Linked DNA regions of Homo sapiens: region 2 is linked to region 1. A link is a loop called in an ENCODE intact Hi-C map of the cell type or tissue named here. Cell type or tissue: GM12878. All regions are shown on one strand. Links, peaks and the distances in the headings refer to the core of each region. The heading gives the core; the rest is flanking DNA. Region 1 has its middle 180 kb from the start of MIR4790. Region 2 overlaps LOC105376940 (a long non-coding RNA gene).

Region 1 (10,124 bases), core at 714-8,713:
TTGTGGCACTTCTCCCTTCACTGTCTCTCTGCTGCCACCATGTAAGACATGCCTTGCTTCCCCTTTGCCTTCTTATTGTAAGTTTCCTGAGGCCTCCCCAGCCATGGAAAACTGTGAGTCTTTTATTTATAAATTACCCAGTCTTAGGGAGTTCTTTACAGCGCATGAAAATGGACTAATACAGGGGCACAGAGACTATAAGCACTCAGCACCGAGCAGGTACTCAATAAATGTTTAATTGAATTGAACAAAAGGAGAGTCATAGCAGAGGGACAAATTAAATCAGAATGACAGTATTCTAAACAATAAGATAGACCATTTATAAGCAGAAAGATGTTCATTAAGAAGTGTTTATAAAATATGATCTTAAATAAATGTACACATATATGCAGTAAAAGATAATAAGCAACCACATTTTAACAGTGAACTGACTTTTGGTTTATCTATATTTTCTAATTTTCCTGGCCATTAAAGCATATTAACTATATAATATAAAAGTTAAGTGGATCTTTAAGAACAATGTAAGCTCTATTATTGAAAAGCGAGGGTCAGGCCAGTGACAACTAGCAGATCTGCAGGTTAGACAAGGAGGCCAATGAGCAATCAAATACTCAGGGCCCACAGAGGAGATGACTTTGAAATGGAGGCAGCTTCTGTCTTGGATACAAACCTTCATTTCCATCCTATGATGAATCCATCCTATGAGAGCAGAAGCCAGTGACTGGTTCTCAGAGTGAGACCATCTGGGACTATGTGGGAGCTAGTCTATTAGGTTAGGGACATGGTAAGAGCCAGGCTGAAGGGGACTGGGGAGACAGGAGATGAGGGTGTGGATCCTCACTGCTTCCTGGCTCTTGGTTTCCTGGTCTTGTTCCCACCTTTCTCATAAGCAGCCCCACCTTACAAACTGAGTTCTTGATTGTGTGCAGAGCATCAAATAAACAAAGGGTGGGAGCTGAAATAATCCAATCCCCAATGATCCACTTCTCTATCTCTTAAAACACTGGAATATCAAATGAGAAAGGCCTTTAGTGATCATCTTCTTCAAATGTCTGGTTTTACAGATAGGAAATATCAAACATCAAAGAAGAGAAACATTTTTAACCCAAAGTGGTTATTTGCTTTCAATTAACATGCCAAGTTGGTTAGATAGGGGGTAGCTGCTGGAAGTGCTATTAGAAAATATCTCTGACTCCACAATCAGGCCCAACTGTGAAGAGAGTTGAGTTGATTAGTAATGTCTGCCCAGGGCAATGGACAGGGCATAGGTGGCCCACAAGCAGTCCTCTCCTTAAGCCCTCAGCAGCAGCAGCAGGAAAATCTAGTACTTGTAATAGAAGCCACACATGGAAGGAAATGGCACCATACACAAATTTTCTAACTTAATAGAAAGCTGATGCTTTGAAAGATGACATGATATGCTCAAAGTAATTTAAATGGCAAGCAATAGAATACGGATTCCAATTCAAGTCAGCCTGCTCCTAAAACCCAAGCTCTTGACCATTATGCTATAGGATCCTCCTTGGCAACTGTCCCTTTTACATTAGCCCTTGATGCACCTTGCTCAGCTCTCACAGCTCTTCTAAAATAGCCTTAAGACTCATCTACTTCTGATTTCACTAGCCAGTGCTGTTTGCTTCACACACAAGGACCAGATGTCCCAAATCAATCTTCTTTCAGGTCGAAAGTTTGCCATTTTCTGAACCTTTACCACAGAACCTCTTTTACATGTCATTTGGTTCCAGCCCTTCCTCCTAACCTGCTTGATTTATTCACATGGGGAAGAATGACTCACAAGTTGCACGCAGACAAACCCAGCTGTGTACCAGAGATAATTATTTCAGAGTAATTAAAATGAGCTATGGGCTGCCAAACTGAACACCAGAACGTGATTCTGCACTTTCTCTCTTATCTGCCTAGTCCGTTTTCTTCTGTCAAAGGGACTGCTTGCTAGGATGGGGGCTCCCCAGCCCTAATACATTAATCATCACACTTCAACTGGCTTATTAAGGGATCGTCTCTACACAGAAGACTTCCTACAGCTCGACAAAACTGTAGTCTGAAATCAGAGGGCTCCAAGGTGACCACTTACGCCACTTGCTGTTGGTGAGCTCCCCCATCATCTGTCCCAATCTGACACCAGAGTGTCACAGGACAGTAGGAACGGTGGGAGAAAAGGAAAAAAGCAGCTGGGACAAAAGGGAGGAGCTGGATCTCAATGCAGCTGCCCCTCCACCCTAAACCATTGCACTGACGTTCTATAGCATGGGTTTTAGCTCCTCCATATAATGACCTTGAGTTCCACTCTGTCTTTAGGTCCCCTCAAGCAGAGCTGAGATGGAGATGTTTGTGCAAGTGATTTACTGAGGAACTGCTCTCAGGGAAACCTACAGGGGTGTGAGAAAGATGGGTTAGGGCAGAGGAGCATCAAGGCAAACCATACCTCCAGAAAGCTCTCAGCCTGGTGCCATGAGGGCTCAGAAACGTATATAGTTTGTATCGCAGAGTTGGAACCACCAAATAGCAAGGGAAGCGAGTTACTGTACTCTTCCAGGGTCAAGAAGCAGCAAGGATTCACTCTCCTTTCCTGTCTCTCCAGTCCCCTCCAGCCTAACTCTCTTACCATGCCCCTAGCCTAACAGACTAGCCACCACATAGTCCCAGTTCTTCCCATTCTGAGAACCAGTCACTGCTATACTCTTCAGTCATTACCAAGGGCCACCTCTGTGTCTGCGGGGCAGAAGGTGGACTATCTCCTGGCCTGGCACTCCCATGAGCCAAGAACCACCCTTGGAAAAGAAAGGTAGGAGTGAATCGTTAGCAGGCAACACCCACAGCAGCTGGGAGAGGGGAACGCCAATAAGGTAACAAGGAACTGAGTGGGACACTAACAGTGCCTGCTAAACTCTCTTAAATTGTTTTACTTCATTTAGACTAAGAACACTGAACTTGCAAAGGATCTCAAGTCAGGAGTCCTGAACCTGGGGTCTATGGCCCCCAAAATATCCATGCTTGACCTCGGGGATTATGGGATCCCACTAATTAGAGGATTATGGTTTGCAAAATGTGCATAAACATCATTGACACGGGACAAGGGACACAGGTCTCATTTGATTGTCTGTAAAGTAGATGACCCTCTTGGATTCAGAAATTTTCCTCTGAATTTCTTCACAGCAAGGGCAGCTATAACCAGCCTCCTCCATGCAGCTTTCCCTGATTCTTCCTAGTAAAAGTGAATTGCTCCTTTTTTTTTTTTTTTACCTGGAGTGTACCTCAGAGGCATATCTGGGGGCATGGGCAGTAGACACTACCTTACATATTCCAAAAGTAGCAACTTTTTAAATTTGAAGATGGTGATGACAATGATTAAAGCTAAAGTTTATTAAGTACTTGCCATTGTCCAGTTGTCATTCCAAATGTTTGCATGTACCATCTCATTTAATTTTCAAGCAGGAATGGTTATCCTTGGAAGAAGGAATGGTTATCTCATTCTCTCATATAAGAAAACTGAGACATTATGTAACTTGCCCAACTTCCAAAAGCTCGGAAGCAGTAGAATCAGAATCCGAGCTCACGCAGCCTGACTCCAGAGCTGCAAGGATGTTAGAGGAAGCCATGTAAAAATCAGCAGCTGAAGCATCAGGGCTCAGACTCAGAGCAGGGAAGAAGACACACAGAGGACTGGGGGCCTTTTAATGCTCCTGTTTCCCCACGACCGATGGCACAGGCTGTGCCCTTGGGACACAAGTACTCAAACTGCTTATAAGCGAATAAATTAAACAGTTTAATGAGATAAATTGAGTAGACAAGTACCTAGCTCAGTTCCTAGCACCTGGTAGGAGCTCAGTAAATGGTTAGCTTACCTTCTATTTAAAGAAAGAAAGCTACTTTTATCCCTTTTCCCCCAGATACTTCACAGTGTCTCAAAAAACTATGTTAGGTACAAAACTACTGAATTGAATTAAATGGGTGTCAGAAAGAGGAGGATTGCAAAATTCAAATCAGATAGTAGGAGAGTATTGAGGAAGGAAAGAAGAAACGAGAGAAAAAAGGAAAGAAGGGAAAGGAGAAGCCAAACTTCTATTGCGAGAGATATACCCAGCACGTCCAAGTCAGCGAGATGCCGCTGACACACATCTGCAATTTGATTTGAAAGAGCCCAGTGTAACTTGCATCTGTAATTGGATTTTCCTGTGCATGCCCAGAGCGGAAAGGGAAAATGCTCACCTGAATTGGAAAGACACTGAATGAGAATGCATATTCATCTTGCCCCTCTCCAAGCCAGTACTCCCACTCCCTGTTTTTTCCAGACACTTCTCCATAGCATTTTATCACGCGCTCCTTTAATCAGTCAACACCACAGCGCCACCTACCGTCCCTGGATGCACACGGGTGAGGTAGGCCTCGGCTTGGACCTGAGGGAGATTGTAACGTGCTAGACTAGGGCCCATTCATCAGTCCTGTGACAAGCCTGGCTACAACGAAATTGCCACTCAGCATTTCCAGTGGCAGACTCGCTCCCCTCCCCTTCTCGATGCCAGGCTCTTTCTCTCCACCGAAGCATTTTCTCACCGAGTAAATGGGTAATTCAAAGAAAAGGAAAGTCTCCCAGGAAATTCGACATGGTGCTGGACTGGTCACGGATTTTCTCGTGCTATGACTAGGAGGATTTGTGGCTACAAGGAAAAAATGCTCAATAGAGCTAATCACTCCGGCAAGTGGGAAGCGACCCGGTAGGCTGACATGCACGTCTGACTGGCAACTATTGAAAGATTTCATTTGGTTTCAAGCTCTAAAACTATACCAACAATTACAAAATGAGTTTTCTGAATGCATGGTGCTTGCTTGAGCAGGCTAAGTAAACTGCTCTTCAGTTACCCCAGCTGGGTTCAGTGTCTTCTCAGGGAGCTGCCCACAGGCACCTGCAAAACATGTCAACCACCACGACTGACAGTACCACCGGCCAGTCATACAAATGGCGTTGTGTCTGAGATCTCCCCGCTTCTCAGCCCAAGTCCACCTTGTCCATTCTGCTGTGCAATGCTGAAACTGTTTCCCAAGCACCCTCATTAATTGACTTCCAGTTAGATTCTGTAGTGGGAGATACTGGAGGAAATAGGAAGGAGGGAAAGTGACTTTCTTGTGTTTTCAGCTCATCCTGGCCTTGCTGCAACCCATCAGATAGCTCCTGCATCTTTCAGTATTCAGGGCATTTGCCCCTCAATGTCCTACCCTGGGGCCCCTGAGCCAGCTAAGTACCAAACATACGGCAAGCTCCCAGAGACTGGCCACCAGCCCTGCGTACGGCAGCAAGCTTCTCTGCCCCACTCAGCACCTGGATTTCTGTAACATCATGTTGTCCCGAGGGTGGTGACTGCTCCCTCAGTGATTCCTGTGCCGCTTCAATGTCTGCTTTTTATCTTTTCCGTCTTCCCACACCATGTAACCAACTCCCTTGATTGTTTCCCCTCAGCTGGAGATTTCTGGACTGGTTTTGATTTCTTGACTTTATACAGCAGATACTGTGCACAGACAGTCAAGGGTATAAACAGTGAAATGTTTTTGAGAGATCAAGAACTGGTTTATGAGTCCTATATGCTTTTTTTTCAGGATGCCTGTTAAGAGCAGGCAGATAGAGGCCAGGCACAGTGGCTCACCCCTGTAATCCCGGCACTTTGGGAGGCCAAGGTGGGCAGATCACCTGAGGTCAGGAGTTCAAGACCAGCCTGACCAACATGGAGAAACCCCATCTCTATTAAAAATACAAAATTAGCCAGGCATGGTGGCACATGCCTGTAATCCCAGCTACTTGGGAGGCTGAGGCAGCAGAATCACTTTAACCTGGGAGGTGGAGGTTGCAGTGAGCCAAGATCACGCCACTGCAGTCCAGCCTGGGCAACAAGAGCAAAATCTCTGTCTCAAAACAAAGAGGAGGCAGCTGGGAGCCAGACAGATGGGTGGGGAGGTGTCTTTAAACCCTGACTACGCCACTTACTATTTGTAGAACCTTAGACAAGTTACATGATCAAATGGCCTCAGTTTTTCTCATCTGTAAGATGGGGATAGTCATGACACCCAATGCAATGAGTGTAAGGAAAATTCCAGGTTCTGGGTTTATTCAGAAAACTACTACCCTGAACAGTCTGCGAATCCTTGAGCTGATAACAGAGATTAAATTCCAATCGAGAGAAGTCTCATGCAGGAGAGCTGCAATGGGCAAGGCAGGGACCTGACTGACAATAATAGCTACATTTTGTCTCTGCCTAGTATATGCTAAATGCTTTATATGCACTGACTCTCTTAACTGGGACAACCAACATGTAAGATGGATAGTATTGTCTCCAATAAACAGATAAGGAAACCAGAGCTCGAAATGGATAAAACACACACACACCTCAAATCACACCAGTAAGGAGTTGGCTAATCCCCAGCCCCAGTCTGGCTAAGTAGTTCCAGAGCCCATGCTCTTAACCATGAAGCTGCCTAGTAGAAGAATTGATAAGGTCACAAGCTAAGAAAGTAAGGAGAATGGAGCAAGGACAGATACGTGGAAGCCATGCACGAAACAAAAATAGCAAACAGGGAACGTACTTAGTACATTTCTTTTTTGTACACCTCAGGACAGAGGTTCCTGCATGAAGGCATCATGTAAGACCAGGTTGCAGGGATGTCCTGGCAAATATCGAATCACTTAACTATTATAGGCTCAAAGGCTTTGAACCCCTAGGGTCCTCTCAGAATTTTGAGCTTTGAAGAATTCCAATATTAAGGAAGCCCACTGAGAAAATTGGCTCCCATGAGACTCTCCCCACCAGGCACTCAGTAGCCAGTTCCACACAGACCACCAATAACTGATTCCAGCAGTGAAAGCAGGTGCTGGGTCTTATGCATAGAGAACATAGCAGTGTGGTGCCATATGTATGTGAAAGTAGGTTGTAATAAGTCCACACAAATCACTGGGTTCAGTGCATGCGTGCTAGAAATAAGCTTTTCATCTACAAGAAAATCATTGATCATTGCTAATAAAATAAGTAAGCACTTCCTGTATCATAATCAACTCTGCCAAGGCTCAGCCCAGTGGGGCCCATCAGAAGCTTTGTAATAAGAATGAAAAGTTACAGAAGCCTTAAACAATAGAGCAGCTGAGAAAAGGCCCCACTGGACTTGGGCGGTGCCAGAAATCCTGGCACAGTGAAATAGGGAACTGGAGGGAGGGTTCATGAGATAGTCAAAAACATCTTGGTTGCCTGCCTGCATTTGCTGGAAGGGACTGTTTTACAAAATGCTCACCGCAAAAATCACTGTCAAAGAAAACTCCCACTCCTACCCACCCACCCACTTAGTGGAAAGAACTTCTAGGCACTGGTGGTGAACAAAGCCACAAGAAAGATCACAAAGGTGGAAGATGATCCCCCAACCCAGAACACCAGAAAGGATTTTTATGTGATAGCAGTCAACATTCCTAACCCTAACCAATACACCACATGTCCCAGGCAGAGCAAGTCCCAACTTTAGTTCTTCTCTGCAGAAAGTAGCAACAGGGACACAAAGCAAACAGCAGGGTGGGTCTGGGGACTTCCTTCTGGAGCTTCCTCTGGGTTATGTTGGGTCATCAGGGGTGACCACAGCTTGGCAATAGCACAAGTGAGAGCTTCTGAGTGAGAGAGAGCCGGACGCTTTCAATTAAATAACTTGCCACTTTCAAAGCACGCTGAGGAGGAACACATCTCACCTGACCCCGTCAGTCACTCCCTTTTATTAATAACAGAGGGTTTGTGTTTTGACTCTTCTCCCTGGAGGATCAGAATGAACACTGACAAGATTTGGTAGCATTTCAAGGTTGGCAACCTCTCAATAGCAGCTTACAAATATTAAAAAAGAAAAAAATACTCTCATTGACCAGCAGCAAGAATGTAGGAATACGAAAGAAACTATTATTCCCATGACATTTAATCAGTCTGCCCAAGCACCAGAACAAACTATCCCCTATCACTACTTATTGGTGATGGTACCCAGGGGGGATGGTGGTATAAAATACTGAGGTTTTTTTTTTGCAGTTTGAGTAAGAAGTATTTATTTTTGTCACTACCTTACTGTAAGTCTATTGTATTTTTTTTTTATTTTTTCTTGAGACAGGATCTTGCTTTGCCACCCAGGCTGAAGTGCAGTGGTACAATCATAGCTCACTGCAGCCTCAACCTCCTGGGTTCAAACGATCCCCCTGCCTCAGCCTCCCTAGTAGCTAGGAGTATAGATGCACACCGCCACACCTGCTCTTTTCATTTTTTTTGGTCGTGGTGATGGGGAGTGGTGGAGGTGGGCATTGAGACACGGTCTTCCTTGTTGCCCAGGCTGGTCTGAAACTCTTGGCCTCAAGCGATCCTCCCGCCTTGGCCTTCCAAAGTGTTGGGATTATAGGCATGCGATACCATACCCATTGTAAGCCTATTTTAAAGATGATGCTGGCTGCTGGAATAAATGAGCTTGAAAGTATCTGTAGCTTGACTTGAACTGACATTCATATCTTGCTCACAGAACAGTCTATGGAGGGCATTCCTGATCTGTGGTCTGCTTTCATCCACCTGGTAAGTTAAGAAAACAGGCTACTTCCAACTGTCGCTCTGCCATCCCTGAAGGTCTTGGAGTTGGCTTCCAGCTGGCAAAGAAGAATAAATGCGTGTACAACGTACACACACTGCTTACAGTTCTGGGCCCAGAAATGACACCTCACTTCCACTCACACTTCAGAAGTAAGATCCAGTCTTTGGATCACATCTAGACAGAACAGATAGAACAAGGAAATGAGGTCTCTAAATGAGTAATTCTTAGCAAGAATTCTGTATCACGGAAGGACAGACACAAATATCAGGTGATGACTACCTGCCTCTGCCATACTCAGTGGACCTGGATTTCCATGTCTACGAACATAGAATAAATTTACTTTTAAGTGAAATGTAAGAAATGAGTCAATTTAAAGAAAAATATACATGTATAAATACTAGTACAGATGGTGTGTGATTGACCCCAATTTTCAGAGTGAAAGAAATTTAGAAAACTCAAAACTGTTACACACAGGAATCCCCTTCTCGCTGTTAATAGAGGTGGCATATTTTCCCTTCAAATCTTCTACCCCCATCAGAAGACCTTTGTTTTAAATAGTTGATAGCAGCAGTTCAGGTAAGTTTTTGGAAGAACAGTTAGCCACTAGAGCTTATCAGCAACAGGTAAGGTGAGTCTCTCTCTAAAGTAGAATTTCCTTAGCTATTCAGGCTGATGAAAATCTTCAACCATATCAAGTCCAGACCCAGGGCACTCATAAAGTTTTCATTTGTTTGTTTTGGTTTGTTTTTTGTTGTTGTTTTGGAGATGGAGTCTCACTCTGTTGCCCAGGCTGGAGTGCAGTGGCACGATCTTGGCTCACTGCAACCTCCGCTTCCCAGGTTCAAGTCATTCTCCTGCCTCAGCCTCCCGAGTAGCTAGGATTACAGGTGTGCACCACCAAGCCCAGCTAATTTTTAGTAGAAACAGAGTTTCACCATGTTGGCCAAGCTGGTCTCGAACTCCTGAGCTCATCATCTGCCCACCTCAGCCTCCCCAGGTGCTGGGATTACAGGTGTGAGCCACCGTGCCCGGCCAAGAAAGGTTTTGTATTACAGTTGTTTTGTTATTTTTACAAACATTTATCTAGTAAGAACTTATTATTAGTTTCCTCTTTATCAAGTGCATTTGTCTCTGTCACCTTTGTCAAAGTGCCTGCATGTCATACTCTTTTCCTCTGAAAATTTGCTATTTCTTTCAGGGCTATTTCTTTTGTGTGTCTCCTCAATGTCTTGCACAAAAATTACATTTTCCAAAACAACTGTATTTACTGAGTGTATTTGTCAATTTTTGCTGCAATGTAGCTATGTAATAAAAATACCCTAAATTCAGTGGCTTATAAAAACCAGCATTTATTTCTCAATCCTGAGTCTGCAGGTAGGTTGTAACTCCACTGCACCTCGCTGGAATAACGTCAAGCTTGGCTCCAAGCTGCAGATTGCATTCTGATCAGCTCCACAAGCCATTTTACTCTCCTTCAACTGGTTACCTAAAACATATTCTTTTAATGCAGGAGGCCAAACTAA
Region 2 (10,124 bases), core at 1,264-9,263, 330 kb before region 1:
TCATAGACACTGGTGAAATTTTGCTTTCTGTTTCTTACCCAGATGCACTTTCCTCAATAGATGTTTCCACTGATAAAATATTTGGTCCTAGAGGCTGGCTATGGTGGCTCATGTCTGTAATCCCAGCACTTTAGGAAGCTAAGGTGGGCTGATCACTGAGGTCAGGGGTTCAAGACCAGCCTCGCCAATATAGTGAAACCCTGTCTCTACTAAAAATACAGAAATCAGCTGAGTGTGGTGGTGCATACCTGTAATCCCAGCTACTTGGGAGGCCGAGGCAGGAGAATCGCTTGAACCCAGGAGGCCAGAGGTTGCAGTGAGCTGAGATCGTGCCACTGCACTCCAGCCTGGGCGACAGAGCAAGACGCCAACTCAAAAAAAAAAAAAAAAAATTGTTTCTAGAATATCTTGTTCCATAAGAGAAGAGACTACTGTGCTTACTACTTTATCTCCAAAGTTTGGCACAATGTCTGATTACAGTAATAGGTACTTCATAAATATTTGTGGGAAAAAAATGAAAGAAATTTTTTTTCAAAAAGACAAAATATTGGCCATACCACAGAGATACAGCAACAATAAACACCAAAGAAAGTCATTTCCATCCTTATTTTCCTTTAATTTCAGAGAATATATAGCTATCCAGAAGAAAAAGTCCCCAAATACACTTTAAGTGCCCAAGTTAAGCCCATTTCTCTACTGGAAGGTAAGGACTTGGCAGCATTCACCTCAAGATTTCCCACTCATAGAATACCATCTTTGACACAGAATCCCAGCTAAGCTCTATGTTTCTCCACCTCTACTTTCTGTGCCTCCTCTCCTCCTATAACGTTAATCCACCTTCCCAGCACGTTTGGGACCCAAGTGCAAGGCTATTTTGGCACTTCTTTAAAAGACAGATTGCCCTTGACTTGGTAAATGTCAATAGTTCTGAAAACAGCCATTAAAACTGGGTAGGAAAACCTTCCCAGTGTGAAGATTCACAGGTGATAGCCTGTAATGGATGATCTGAAGCCAGGACTGGCTATCATTTCAGTGGAAATGCTTACCTGGGGCCTGTGCTGAGGCAATCCTGGAAGGGGAGTGTGTGTGCTTGTGTGATTGTGGGCAGGGAGAGTGGGCGGGGGCGGGGGGTTTCTGATGGGCAGGTTTTTCTAGTTAATCCTTGCGGACAATTTAGTGAGGTGCAAACTAAACCAGTAGTTGGTCATTTTCAAATTTTCCAACACACTGTTACAGATTAATGGGCTGAAAAATACCCATTTGAAATGTGTGACTTATATACAGAAAATGCTCGCTTAATATCTGACACTGGGATTTCTTCACATACTGACAGCTAGGAAAGTTCAACGAACCACATATTACATTTTTTAAAAAATCACCTTGGCATTTATCACTCTGTGATCCTTTACACTTAAGGGCTTACCAAAGCAGGATTTTTTTTTCCCATTCAAAAATCTAGTAAATAGGGATCTGTCTCCAAAACAGCAAAGCAATCTTAATAATAGCTATTCAAACAAGGCTGCTGTAATTCTCTATTGCACCAAGAAAAATGCTCTGAAGTCAATAAATCATGTTTTCCTTTTAGAAAATTCTAGATAACTCACTAACGTTTTTGAATACGCTATTTGGAAGGTGGCTTCTGATTCAGGCTAATTAGACTGTCTTCTAATGAAATTTCAGACAAGATTTAACTCCACATTCCATACTGAGCAAACATTCGGGGTCAGAGCATTTGAATGCTGGTATTATAGTACAAAAATAAGGCCTATGAGATAAAGCAGCTGGCTTTGCAACAATTCAACAAGCTACACAAAACTGAAATTAAACAATGTATGACTTGAATTACTTTTGCCTTTTATTCCCTGCCTTGTGTAAGAAGGACCAATAAGCTAATCTGTTATCATGAACACACATGTTCACAAACACGTAAATACAAACATGAGCCATTCTTTTCTAAAATATTAGTTGGTGCAGTTTTTTTTTTTTTAATCTCATATTATCTTGTATCCAAGAGCCATTTCCTTATTGAGCCAGATAAGTCTAGCTTCACCAATCCCGGCTTCAAGGATGTGGAGGACGAGCAGAGAAACAAAACAGCTCTTCCTGGCTTTGCCTTTCGAGAGTTTAGATCCTGCAGGGAAAATAAAATGTCCCAGCGGAGACAATGGTTTTGGGAACACATATGATGACTCAGAGCAAGACTTTGCACCTCCCACGATAAATGATGATTCTCTAGGTAATGGAGGATATGGAAGGGAGAAGAAAGAGCTGAAACCTAAAGCGGGCCTGAGCCATTCAGACTGAGCTTCAGGGACAAGGAGAAAATACTCCCACATGGATAAGGAAATATTTTCTTCATGTTGTAACAATACATGTTTCTGTGTTTATGAAATCCAAAACCTAGACATAAACAAACGATTTCGGAAGATATGTGATATCGGAGGCAATGTTTTCTAGTCCTCAAACTAGATGGGCTTGTCTTTGGAGTTGCAGGGCCAGAAAACAAAGAAAAGAGAAAGGCAATGTAAGCCAGGGTCCTTGGGTTTCCCAGCACACACTGTAACTGGGAAAAGTTACAGGTGAAAGTACCCACCTGTAACTGATACACCTTGAGTTCTTGTTTCAGAAAAGTTCCGGGAAGAAGCCCACCTCCAGCAAAACAAAAAAAACGGGTTGGATCCTCAGATACTTCAGCTGGAGATGAGGTTTGGCAAACTCCCCTCATTTCCATACTAAAAACCCCACCAGAGGAGGAGCTTATTCTCCATTGTCCATACATGCGCCCTGTCTAGAAGCATGATCAGCAACTGCGTCTGCACTGCCTTCTCCACCTTTACGTACTAACTAACTTAACTCAGCTAACTAACTAGCCCAATGAAAGCCCTGTTTTCACCTTTGCTCAGGGAGGCACCACTTTGGGAACTATTCCTGGTGTCCTCGCTTGTTGCAAGTAATAAAGTCCCCTTGTTAAATCTTCCTTGGTTGTGGTCATTGGACTGTCACCCGGCAGGCAATCGAACCCACCTGCCTTGTGGATAATGGTAACTTAGACGCTGAGGGGGTCCCTGAGAATGTTTCTGCACTTCATCTCCAATAATAAGTCTCATTTGTCTTGACTAACAAAGTCTAAAGACAATATAAACTCACTGAATTTGGATACTTCTTAGTTGGACAGTTGAACTGATAGGGGAATGAAATAATGAATTGGTTATTTTCAGTATTTCTTACTGTTTCTTATATTTGGGAGACATATAGTACAATAGTTAAAAGTCTAGAATTCTAGGTTAGTCCTGAGTTTAAATTATTGCCCTTCTGCTAATTATATGATCTTAGGTAAGTCATTTGATTATTTAGATTCGGTTTTCCCATCGGTAAAATGATGACACTAGCTTTGTTATGAGGATCACATGAGAGAATATATTAAGTGCACAATGCGAAGCACATATGTGCTGAATAAATGACAGCTACCCGCTGTGGCTGTGGCAGTCATGATTCTCATCAAAATACTTTAGAATCAATAAAATTGCAAATTGTCAGCTTAGTCAAGTCAGAGCAGAAAATGTGGCTGAAAAAGCAGAAGCTGAGAAGCACAGATCACCAGTCTTTCATCGCAAAGTTAAATTCAGCCCTAAGTTTAATTTCTTGCAGACTTTCTGGTTGTGGGCAATGTGGCAAGAACAGAAAATGAATAACTCATGGTATCTGTCCTCAGGAGTTCACACGGATGTGGGAAGGTGAGACACCCACATACAGCATTGAAATAACTTTGTGCGGGTCTGTGCCAAAGGGAGAGCTATTTAAAAATATTAATAAATAAATGAACAAGGAACTGAGAAGAAGAAAGAATCAGTATAAGCTGGAGTGCTGGGAGAAGACAAGTATAGGCATGAGTGTGTTATGGATATTCCCAGTGTGGAGGAGGGGGACAACACTGAGCAAGACAGATTTCTGGGAATCTGGGAAAACCGGCCCGGGTGGTAGACTTGAGCTGAGAAATGGAGTGAAGATGTGTGTCCCACCCATATCCTCATGGTGCCTACCATTGCCATGCAAGCAGGCTGACTTTCAACTGCCAGCCTCTGTGATTTGGTGCCAGAGACTTTCCTGCAGCCATAAAGGCAGGGCAAAAATGCTAGATTAATGTTCCTCCCCAAGAAGCTCTCAACCAATGGTAGTTGATGGATAAATATTCCAGTTCTCTCTCACTGCTGTATCTCCCAAGATGTCCCCAACAGGATTAGGTTCTAGTGTGCTATAGATAAAACATCCCTAAATGGCTCCTTTCCCTGTTCTCTCACACTCCTCCACACCCCGATGGCTGTTACTTGGGATCATTTCCTAAATAAACACTTGTTTTTAAACCCTTGTATCAAGTCAAACCAAGACTTGGAAGATGATGGCATTCTGTTCCACGTGAATTTCTTGAGTACTTTCCACAGGCCCACACTAGGCTACCCACTGCAGATTCAGAGATGAATCAGATGTGTTTCCTGACCACACAGGATTTACAGTCTCGTTAGGAACGTGAAGGTGTTGGAAATGAGTTGTATTGAGGTCACCTAGATCATAAATTTCTTAGGTACAGTATGATGCTTGATTTCTCATTATGGCTCCCTCAGGAATGAGTACAATTCCCAGCAGATTGTACTTGCTCAACTATTTACTGAATAAATAAAAAGCATGATAATGACAGTACAATGCACTTTAAATGTTCTACAGATTTTCACAGAGCTAAGTGCTTTATAAAAATAAACACATTTATTCCCCCACTAAAACGTTTTAGATAGAAATCACTATGCCCATTGTAAAATTAAAAAGCTGAGGTTCAGAGAAGTTGTGTCACTAGCTAGGAGGTCACCAAGCTGAGATCTGACACAATGCTCTTAGATTCTAAATTTAGCAACCCCAATAGCTTTATCATCCTGGCCTTCTCTGCCCTGTAGCCAGGTAAGCAGGTTGTAATTAGGGAGAAATTCAGGAAAAGAAGCTTCTAGAAGCTCAGGCTGTGGTGCAACAAAAATGTGACTATTAAGCTCTTTAAACATCTCCTGGATGCTAACAGTTGGGATATCTGCCTCCTTAGTTGTAAGCCTAACTTTCCTAAGAAAGTAGCAGCTGTATCCAGTAAAGGAGGCGCTCATTTCTTTTTTTTTATTATAATACTTTAAGTTCTAGGGTACATGTACACAACATGCAGGTTTGTTGCATAGGTATACATGTGCCATGTTGGTTTGCTGCACCCATCAGCTCGTCATTTCCATTAGGTATTTCTCCTAAAGCTATCCCTCCCTCAGACCACCCCACCGCCCTGCCACAGGCTCCAGTGTGTGATGTTCCCTACCCTGTGTCCAAGTGTTCTCATTGTTCAATTCCCACCTGTGAGTGAGAACAAGGAGGCGCTCATCTCTTTACTGCCATTTGTGGATGACCAAAGGGAGTCCCAGAGGGTTTATGTGTTATGCCCACTATCACGATTGTTCCTTTCATGCCAGTCCTCTAACAAGCTGAGGCAATTCCTTCAGATGAGAATGGCCCATTGCAGCTCCTGGGCCCTAGGACTGAAGCAAAGGTGGGAGAATTCAGCCTACGCATCATATGGAACAGTGCTTCAAAAACTATCTAGAGTTAAAGACCAGTTCACAATTTTATAGAAAAACAGTCTATGTTTTTTAAATAAATTTTATTGTGTATGTTTAAAGTATACAACATGATGTTATATATGTAGTAAAATGATTATAGTGGAACAAATTAACATATCCATTATTTCATACAGATACCCATTTTTACCCCGGGGCAATAGCCCCTTTAATCTTCTCATTTAGCAGAAATCGTGACTACAATACACCATTATCGACTATAGTCCTCATGTTTTACATTAGCTCTTTCTACTTCTTCATCCTATACATCTGCTACTTTGTATTCTTTGACTTACATCTTTCTGTTTCTTCCCCTCCCCCACATTCTGGTAACTATTGTTTTATTCTCTATGTGTGGTTTGACTTTTTTTTTTTTATTTATTTTTTACATTCCACTAAATGAGATCCTGCAATATTTTTCTGTGTCTGGCTTATTTCACAAATTTTTAAATGTCCAATTTATAGCAGACCAATACTTCTGCCAACACACAAAAATACTAATTACTAGATGTCACAGCAAGGGCAAATTGCTCTAAAAATGCCTAAACGCTCTCGATTTCTACACTTATCTTGACATGGGCCACTGGGACAACAGTTTGTGGTTTGGCCCTGGGCCTCTGACCACTGACACTTTGAGCAGCACAATACAGGGAACAGGAAAGAGAGAGAATATACATGAGACAGCATACAATTCTCAGTTCTGCAAGAAGCAGTCTGGTGGCCCTCCCCTGTCCTTCAGAAACAATGCACCTCTCAGAATTGCTTCCCTGTGCCACCTCTGACTCCCCCCACACACTAAGTTGGGTCTCAATGCCCTCAAACTGTCTCTTGCACACCCAGAATCCTTCCTTCAAGTTCCTCGCACCTAGATCTCCCCTTATCACCTTCAACAAGATTTATCCTGTAACCCATCTCAGCTAGTATTTATTCTCTGCTAGAATAGAACACGTCTATCTTAGAGGTAAACGTAATAATCTGCATCCTATAAAACATTAGTTTTCAAAGTAGAGTGCTTACAGCCTGTGGGGTATGCAGAATGACCCCCTGTGTAATATGGCAAGCAAATATAACTCTGTTTATATATATCCTTTCTCTACCCTTTTAAAATTTCCGTTTTTGAGGTATCATTTATAACACACTTACTATATCAGGATAGTACATAAACAAACAGATATATGACAGGGTGCCAGCTTTTTTTTTTTTTTTTTTTTCTGACAGTACTCAAGGAAAAATGTTGTGGTTTTTTTTTTTTTCAGCTTTAATGTATCTAAGACTAATTGGACTACCTTGTTTAAAATGCAAACTCCACTGGGCATGGTGGCTCACACTTGTAATCCCAGCAGTTTGGGAAGCCAAGGCCGGTGGATCACTTGAGGTCAGGAGTTCGAGACCAGCCTGGCAAATATGGTGAAAACCTGTCTCTGCTAAAAATACAAAAATTAGGCGGGCATGGTAGCGTACACCTGTAATCCCAGCTACTCGAGAGGGTGAGGCAGGAGAATCATTTGAGCCTAGGAGGCAGAGGTTGCAGTGAACCAAGATTGAGCCACTGCACTCCAGCCTGGGTGACAGAGTAAAACTGCCTCAAAAAAATAAAGCAGCAGCAGCAGCTCTAAGGATCCTATAGATTCCGGTTTGTTGGTCTGCAGTGGGGACCTGGATTATGTATTTGTAATAATCACCTCTCCCCACCCAAATGATTTTGTTGCAATTGTCCCAGGACCATCCTCTGCACATAAAAAGGCAAACCATTTTGTTGGAAGAGATTCATATAATCTTTGTGAGATTTTATGTGGTGATAATTCATGAGTGAGAACAGGGTGCTGATATTCCTTTAAACAGTGACATTTTTAAAGTAATTAATTCCTACACTTGAAAACAAGGTCACTGTCTCCAAAACTCAATGCTCATTAAGATTCTAAAAGTAGAAATTAAGGGAGAGAAAGTCATTTATTCTGGAAAATGCAGACATCAAAGGGAACATGCTGTTCTTTTTGGATGAGTCCAAATGAATGTCAGGTTGACCTGCAGAGAAACTGTTAAAATGTGATAGAAGAACTTGAGTCTGGGCGCCTGTAATCCCAGCACTTTGGGAGGCTGAGGCAGGCAGATCACAAGGTCAGGAGATCAAGACCATCCTGGCCAACATGGTGAAACCCCTTCTGTACTAAAAATATTTTTAAAAATTAGCTGGGTGTGGTGGTACGTGCCTGTAATTCCAGCTACTTGGGAGGTTGAGGCAGGAGAATCACTTGAACCTGGGAGGCAGAGATTGCAGTGAGCCGAGATCACACTACTGTACTCCAGCCTGGTGACAGAGTGAGACTCCGTCTCAAAAAAAAAAAAAAAAGAAAAACAATTTGAAGCATATTTTGAAACATTTCGAGTTTGTATTTTGAAACTAGGGCATCTTGGGCATTTCCAGGTTGGCAAAGGGATTTATTTCCCAGAAGAGACCATGTATTTGAAAACCCTGGTTTTGGTAATGGAAGCTAGAGGAAATTGAGCTAATAGGCTTGGTATGATTTTCTGAGAGTATGGCAGCAGGTAAGAGTTCAGGCTGTGGTTAGTGAAAGGGAGGTCTAACAAGAGGTGACAGATAGGGTGGTCAGGGAAAAATGTTCCTATAACAGACAGCAGGGATACAATCATTAAGCCAAGGTTTGGAGACATGAATGGACTCCATTGGATTGATGGGGACAAGGCAACTTCTCCATACTGAGTTCATGGGATGCACTGCAGACTATCAAGGCAGAGACCCTGGAACAGCAAAGAAATATTATAAATGGAAACCAGGTCACAAACATGGCAGAATCTAAGTAGCTTGATTTGGGAAATTCAATCAGACAAGACAAAAAGGAAGTTAACTTGGTGCAGTTGAACTAAGATCCCATGAAAAGTCCTTTAGGAAAAGGTGTATTCTATATCCCACAATGGCCTAGGTCTTACCTGTGGGAGGTAATGTCATTGTCTCATCATCAAATATGTGCCTGGTACAGTGCTATGTGCTACACTCTAGTAAAATCTCAGAAAAGTCCCTGTCTCTGCCCATTTGGGACAGTCACTGTAATGGAGAGAGAGACTTCATTAAATAATCACACAAATAGATGTAAAAGGTCAAATATGTATGTCCTACAAAGTACTTCTCTAGAAGAGTGGATAAAAGTGTGTGTATGTGAGAAGGTGGGTTGTATTAGTGAGGGTTCTCCAGAGATCTATTATAAGCAATTGGTTCATCCAACTAAGGAGGCTGAGAAGTTCTCAGTTCTGCCGTCCTCAAGCTGGAGATCCAGGAGAGTCAATACGTAGTAGCGCCCGTCTGAGTCCCAAAGTCTGAGAACAAGGAGAGCCAATGATATAAGTTCCCGTCTGAAAGCTGGCAGGCTCAAGACCCAAGAAAAGCCAGTGTTTTAGTCAAAGTCCTAAGACCAGATGAAACCAAACGTCCCAGCTCAAACAGGAGGAGTTCCTTCTCACTTGTCGTGTTCTATTCACATCTTCAGTTGACTGGATTAGACCCACCCATATTAGGGAATGCCAGATCTGCTTTACTCAGTTTATTGATTCAAATGTTAATCTCATCCGGAAACACCCTCACAGACACACCCAAAATAATGTTTGACCAAATGCCGGGGCACCCCAAGGCCCGTCAAGTTGACGCATAAAATTAACCAGGGTACTAAACAGGCAACTGATGGCTAAGTTACAATCTGAAGGGTGAATAGGAGTAAACTAGGTGAAGATGGGAGGGAGGGAGGAAAGGGCATTCTAGGCAGAAGGAACAGCATTTACAAAGCATCTGTGGTAGAAAGACAGTTTGTATGGGTAAACATGGAGGGCAACAAGATGCCCAGTGAACCATGTGGCTGGAGAGACTGGTCCGTTAAATGTATTCTAAGAAAAATGGAAAGCCTTGGAAATGTTTTAAACAAAGAAAATGACATGAGAGAATTTGAGATTTGAAAGTGTCCCTCCGGATCTAGTTGCCGAGAACAGCAGCTTAGAGAGAGGCACAGATGGATGAGAGTAATCAGATGGCTGTTAGAGTAGTCTTGATGAGGGATGATGGTGGCTTGCACTAAGGAGGTGGCAGCAAACAAAGCTGTAAGATGGAATTGAAGGATAAACAGACCTTGCCACAAGAAAGGAGGGTATCAGAGCAGAAAACCAAAAACATGATTCAGTGTTGTCTCTATAGCCATTATTTTATCTAAAACATATCCTTATCAATACAGTCTGGACACACATATGATACATTAATTAATGAATGGATATATAGACATTGCTATGGAGCAGATCCTATTCCTAGCAGAAGTGAAGTGCCACTGCCTGCATTATCCAAATATTTTAGGGTGATCTAAAAAATGCTTTGTCAGGAAAAAAAAAAAAACTTCTAACTTTTTGCTGAGTTAAAATTTTTAAGAAAAGTTTCTCAGATGCCTGAGGATTCTGGATTGCACTAAAGGAATTCTTTCAAGTAATTACTCT

The links. A loop is a pair of places that touch in the nucleus more often than their neighbours do. Peaks named below come from ENCODE experiments on the same cell type or tissue, not always from the same donor. Only the 100,000 strongest peaks of a DNase experiment are listed, where the experiment ranks them.
Region 2: a loop joins it to region 1, with 3 times the contacts of the local background. A loop is called at or near these places in 2 of 110 quality-filtered maps.

Annotation. Positions count from the first base shown.
Region 1 is chr3:5,420,783-5,430,906 of GRCh38, reverse strand. No RefSeq gene overlaps it. Among named protein-coding and RNA genes, the nearest start is that of MIR4790, 180 kb to the right of the region's middle. RefSeq lists enhancers at 1,561-1,640, 1,691-1,870. In GM12878, for the core only: a CTCF peak has its summit at 4,369 (motif pointing left); DNase peaks (open chromatin) are centred at 1,706 and 4,322; H3K27ac peaks cover 1,596 bases.
Region 2 is chr3:5,750,969-5,761,092 of GRCh38, reverse strand. It overlaps LOC105376940 (a long non-coding RNA gene), which reads right to left. Exons shown (of 3, transcript XR_940572.3): 3 at 5,141-5,558. Among named protein-coding and RNA genes, the nearest start is that of MIR4790, 510 kb to the right of the region's middle. In GM12878, for the core only: no CTCF peak of the experiment used is centred there; DNase peaks (open chromatin) are centred at 3,642 and 6,262.